2 separate regions of the Homo sapiens genome follow, and region 2 is linked to region 1. Evidence: chromatin loops called from intact Hi-C (ENCODE). Cell type or tissue: Calu3. All regions are shown on one strand. Links, peaks and the distances in the headings refer to the core of each region. The heading gives the core; the rest is flanking DNA. Region 1 overlaps CDKAL1 (CDKAL1 threonylcarbamoyladenosine tRNA methylthiotransferase). Region 2 has its middle 6.1 kb from the start of SOX4.

The links. A loop is a pair of places that touch in the nucleus more often than their neighbours do. Peaks named below come from ENCODE experiments on the same cell type or tissue, not always from the same donor. Only the 100,000 strongest peaks of a DNase experiment are listed, where the experiment ranks them.
Region 2: a loop joins it to region 1, with 9 times the contacts of the local background. A loop is called at or near these places in 5 of 110 quality-filtered maps.

The regions. Positions count from the first base shown.
Region 1 is chr6:21,219,051-21,221,960 of GRCh38, reverse strand. The region is part of intron 15 of CDKAL1 (CDKAL1 threonylcarbamoyladenosine tRNA methylthiotransferase); the gene reads right to left. Among named protein-coding and RNA genes, the nearest start is that of LINC00581, 290 kb to the left of the region's middle. In Calu3, for the core only: no CTCF peak of the experiment used is centred there; DNase peaks (open chromatin) are centred at 1,170, 1,460 and 1,870.
Region 2 is chr6:21,586,176-21,589,085 of GRCh38, reverse strand. No RefSeq gene overlaps it. Among named protein-coding and RNA genes, the nearest start is that of SOX4, 6.1 kb to the left of the region's middle. RefSeq lists enhancers at 649-1,306, 1,947-2,479 and silencers at 1,672-1,751, 1,892-1,951. In Calu3, for the core only: CTCF peaks have their summits at 1,289 and 1,491; DNase peaks (open chromatin) are centred at 185, 515, 935, 1,295 and 1 weaker place.

The DNA of each region.
Region 1 (2,910 bases), core at 193-2,692:
CAGACTTGAACGGTGCCAAATGAAAGACAGAGATAATCGTATCAAAAAACAAAGCTTGGCATCTGCCCATCACCTAATTATTACTCTCTGTAAGCCCGCATTTCATCTGACTCAAGAGATGTGAAAGCAACTCTTAAGCTCTGAACTTACTTTAATGGCTTCAAAACATTTCTCATGTGTAAATTTTTCTCATGGCTCAGAGGCACTGTTAAGAGCTTGAAGTGCAATCTAACAGGGATGAAGAAAAAATTGTTTGATAGCTCAGATCTCAGGATAAATTAGAGTTTAGAACAGGCTTTTTTCCCCCCACCATGCCTGAACATATGGGCTCTGCAGAAAACCTACTGAAACCAAATATGTGACCAATGCAAGGAAACAATCTTAAAACATACATTATGCAGTACAGTATACTATAGAAAAGAATCTTGAAATTGGCTGGGCATGGTGGCTCACACCTGTAATCCCAGCATTTTGGGAGGCCAAGGTGGGTGGACTGCTGGAGCCCAGGACTTCTACACTAACCTGGGCAACATGGCGAAACCCCCTCTCTACAAAAAATACAAAATTAGCTGGGTATTGTGGCATGTGCTTGTAGTCCCAGCTACTCGGGAGGCTAAGGTAGGAGGATCACTTGAGCCCAGGAGGTGGAGGCTGCAGTGAGCTGTGATGGCACCACTGCACTCCAGCCTGGGTGACAGAGAAAGACCTTGTTTCCCCTCCATGAAAAAAATTCTGGTATTGAATACAAAATTATAAGCTATCTCTATCACAATTACATTTTATTTTTATTTTTTGAGATAGAGTCTCGCTCTGTCACCTAGATTGGAGTGCAGTGGTGTGATCTTGGCTCACTGCAACCTCCGCCTCCCGGGTTCAAGTGACTCTCCTGCTTCAGCCTCCCGAGTAGCTGGGATTACAGGCATGTGCCACCACGCCCAGCTAATTTTTGTATTTTTAGTAGAAATGGGGTTTCACCATGTTGTCTGGGCTGGTCTTGAACTCCTGGCCTCAGGTGATCCACCCACCTCGGCCTCCCAAAGTGCTGGGATTACAGGTATGAGCCACCGTGCCTGGCCCACAATTATATTTTAATCTCTCCAGTATAAACTTCAGGAAGCACCTCCTAAGGTAAGCATCCCTAACAGGAACTGCTGCATCAGACCTTCATAAGAAGGAATGAGCAAAGGTGGCCCCTCAGGCTTTGTAATGCATTCTCGACACTCCAGCTGTGGGCTTCTATCTGAATACCTTCATTTTTAGCTGTCTTAATCTTTGGCTTAGTAACAAATATTCACTCAAATGAGCTTATAATAGTTTCCTAATTTTTGGCTTGTTACATTTACCAAAATAAGGGGAGGGTGTAGGACAGAAGAACCAGATCTAGAATTAATAACACAGTATAGAAATCTTTGCCAACAGTGGTGCGCTGGCATTTGTTTATACATAACTTCTCCAATTCCACAAAGTAAGCCCTGCCAAGAAGGTATGCTATCAGAGATCTGGCACCTTAGCTGGAGATACATTTATCTTTACTGCTTCCTCATTGTTTAAATTTTTTTCTCCAAAGAGAGGTACGTAGAAAAGGTTCTCTTAGTAACTGCACATAAGGAAAACACAAGTTAGTTATTTACTGGGTCAAAGTTTGGAAATTTGGAAATTATTCTAGAACTTGTCATTTAAGTCTCTTCTGCTAACTAAATATCAGCCTAAGATATATGGACAAGTGCACATGTGCTCGCAAACACACACACACACACACGCACGCACGCACGAGCTTTAACATAAAAAAGGAACCAAGAGGCACACTTAGAACCATGAAGCCTGTAATCCCAACATTCATGATAGTAGTAGAAACCTGAACTCATCTATTCCTCATTAGTGGCTGGAGATAAGCATCAGTATGAATGAAAGCTGCCCCACAGGTGTGGCAAAGTTGAAGAAATAAAAGGTGAATTGGGTCAAGATGCTTTACTGATGAAGAAATCTTTTCAATAGTCTCTCACACCCGAAACCATTCTCATTCCATGCAGCGCACACAGGAAGCACTGAGCCAGGATGTTCACAAACATAACAATTGGGTGTATTAAACTTCATCTTTAAGTCATCAGTTCAACTCAAAATAATTGTTCCTAAGGGTTTCATTCCAACTAGGTAACCATGAAAGTGTGTTGGCAGATGTTTGGTTTGTATTTTAAATGAAAAAGAAGACATGTGTGATGTTAGCTGTTATTACAATACAACCCTCTCATCCTGTTCTTAGTATCATTTTCAGTGACACTGGAAATACGGTTTCAGCATCACTGAGCTCTATAAACTGCATAAAACGAATAAAGGAGACGGCAGGTGCTTTTCTCTATCTCAAAGAATCTCATAAATGAGAAGCTAATATGTAAAATGTTTCCTACATATCACCATGATAGTTTTGCAGCTTGGAAAATGCAGATAAACTAGTTAGGAAAAATTACATGGTTTATACAATTGGTCCTCCATATTTGTGGGTTCCACACCCACAAGTTCAACTGACCACAAATAGAAAACACTCAGGGGGGAAAAATTCCACAAAATTCCAAAAAGCAAAACTTGAATTTGTCACACACTGAATACTATGTTGAATCCATGAATCTGAAGAGATGTGTAGGCATTGTATTAGATATCAAAAGTCATCTAGAGATAATACATGGGAAAATGTGGGTAGTTTATATGTAAAACTATGTCATTTTATATAAGGAATTTGAACATCCATGAATTTTGGTACCCATCGGGGGTCCTGGAACCAATCCCCCACAGATACCAAGAGATGACTGTACTTACTATAATTACACTAAACTGAACCCAACCATCTGAAGAAAGATCACATCTCTACATATTTTCCTATCACTCCCAAAGTTCTATTATGCTTTCTTCCAAAAA
Region 2 (2,910 bases), core at 134-2,633, 370 kb before region 1:
GTGAATGCAGTTTCTCCGGCTTCCGAGAGCGGCTGCAGAGAAACGACGCGCCTTACTTAAGGACTCCAGTGCAAAGGCCACTCCCTACTCAAAAAAAAAAAAAAAAAAAAAAAAAAAAAAAGAGGTTTCCTTCAGGCAGAACGCCTTCCGGAGCGCAGCGACTCGGTCTCGCAGGCACGGCGCTCTCCCTGGCTTAAGCTCGCCAAGGATTAATGGTGCTCAGCCTCGCTCCGCCGCGGCAGCCGAACCTCTCCTTTCGCTTACAGTTACAGGGAGGAAATAAATTGGAATCGACTCAGACTGTGCTTTCTGGAGGAAAGTCCTTCCTACTGTAAACATGTTTCAGGCGATCCTGTCAGCAGCATTTTAACACCCGTCTTCCGTTTAGGTTTTACGACCGGGGAAGGAGCTGAAGACACGCGCGCGCACACACACACAAACGCGGGCGCAGACGCAGCCCAAGCGAGGACACCTCCCGCACCCTCGCGGGCTCCCAGCCCTCCTTTGAATTTGCAACCGGTCGCGGATAGGTTGGGGGGGTCGTTTCCCAGGAGCTTGGCTCCTCCGTCCTCCTACCCCATCCCCTGGCCCTTGGAGATGCTGTCCAGTTCCGTCACTGACCAGAACTGACAGCCACTTGGCCCCCTGCTCTCTTGAGTGCCCAGCATCCTTTGCTCTGGACGACTAAATGCTCTCTGTGAGCCTTGCTTGGTTGGTACGGCGCGCGCTGTGCGTGTGGGACCCACTCTTCGGCAGGCACACGACCTTCGTACACCGGCTGGGCAACCACCCACTTCATCCCCTCCCCGGACCCCGCAGGCTGAGGCCCCATTGAGAGCGCAGCTGCAGCGTCTCTTTCAGAAGGGCAGAGCAGGCTGCGCGTGCACGGCGCGCGGGGGGAGGAAAAGGGCTGAGAGCTGAGGGAAGTCGACAATTCATTGCACCCCAGTCTTCAAGCGTCCCTTCTGCGCGGATCACGGAGGGACAGACGTGCATTGGCGCCTTCCCTCGATCCCTCGCTCGTGCAGGAAAGACTGGACGGTGGGGGCTCTCTGAGTTTGCGAGGGCCACGGAGGCGCCCCAGGGTGCCAGGCGCCCTTGTCAAGGGCCGCGCCCGAAGCTCCAGATTCAGTCCCCAGCACCTGTAGGAGGCGGTTTCGGGTCTGAGAGAAGGGAACATATGGCAGGTAGTTAACAGGGAGAGGCTGCGCCCTGGGCGCAGTTACGAGGAAGCCAAGCTCTGCGGAAGGTCTCGGCTCGCTTTGTCCTCCTTGGATCAGCTGGTCTCTGCCTTTCCGCTGGCAGCCGCGGCAGTCAGGCCCTGGCGCAAGCGTCCGGGTGGAGCTGCCTACTCGACCCGGGGTGGCAGGGGTTGAGGGGGCGGCAAAACCACCCCAGTGGCCCCAGCAGGCGGTCTAGGTGGGGCACGCCCGACGGGCTTCCCACCCCCAACGCAACAGCCCGTTGTTGCAATTACAGTTTTAGCCCCGTGGGGGAAAGCGGGTGATTTCGCTTTTGGAAAAACACTTCAAGAGCAACCCTAAGCCAGCGTTACAAGCCAGTTGACCTGCTATTGGAGGTTGTGCGAGGGCGGGCTGGGGCGCGCGCGTCTGCCAGGGAGGGAATCCCGCTGGGGAGTGGGCAGAGGGAAGCAGAGCAAAATGTCAGATAACAGAAAGAGGGGAGGCGGAGGAAGAAAGGCGCTTGATTGCGGGGAAGTGGGAAGGCACGGAGACCGCATTGGCTGCTAAGTGACGCGGGTCAGGAGGAGAGGGACGCGTGCGTGGCGGGTAGCGACTGTAGGACGCACGGGCCCCCTCGCCAGGCAACCGATCTCCTTTCTTCCAGCCCTTCCCCTCCCATGTTCCCGCCGTAGTCAGACGTCACACTTGGCGCAGACAGCTTTGGGGGAACTCATAGGGATGGGAGGGGTGGGGCAGGGACCGTAGAACCCAGTGCCCCAGACCGCGCCTGGAGTGCAGTACACCTGGCACCCGGGACTCGCCATCTGCTCCCAGCTACCGCCTCTCGGGCCAGGGGTGTGGGCCTGGAGAAAGATAAGAGTACCGCGTGGGAGTGGATGGCCTGGCGTCAACCGCCTCAATGAACTCAGTCAATCAACGTTTATGGTGCTCCTACTGTGTGCCGAGCGCATCCTCGGTCCCCTCCAGCTGCTGGGCTGGGAAACTGCACCATCTGTTCAGTTAAGCAGCAAGCTAGAAAAGAATTCTGTGTATATGGTTGTAAAATAAGTTCAAAATTCTGACAATAATGCATATGCAAATTTGCCATGAAAGGAGGGTGATAGAGATAGTTTGGGGATCTGGAAAAGTGTTGGGTCTAGCAGTACAGAGGTTTTGTGATTTTTCACTGCTTCCTGAAGCATGAAACTCCATCCTTCCTGTCCCACATTCCAAGTTAAAAAAATAATTTAGTGACACTTTATCTGGCTATCACGATTCAAAAATAACTGAAGGCTAGTACTTAAAACACTCAAACTTAACTCATTAATTTCAAAAATATCAGACCCAAACCGCTGCCTTATTGTAACAAATATTTTGTAATATAACTTTACTCTCCTGAAATAAAATCTGTGGATTACGTAACTTACTATGCACAAAATTAAAAAAGAAACCATAATGTTCAAACTACAATGTTAAAGGAGAAATACACAGTAGGTAATTTATAATAAGATAATATACATTTCAAATATGCATGGTAGGGCTGTATTTCACTAGAACACCCAAAATGTTGTCCAAAAATTTAAAAATTCTCCCTAGGAGTACTACTGCCTAGGTGTGAATTATGCACTATGGGTGGCAGGCAAACGCTAAATAATGAGGATGCTACTTGTATTCTGAGTTCTTAAATTTACAGTGGATGTGGTAGATTCTTGTAATAAATCGTCCT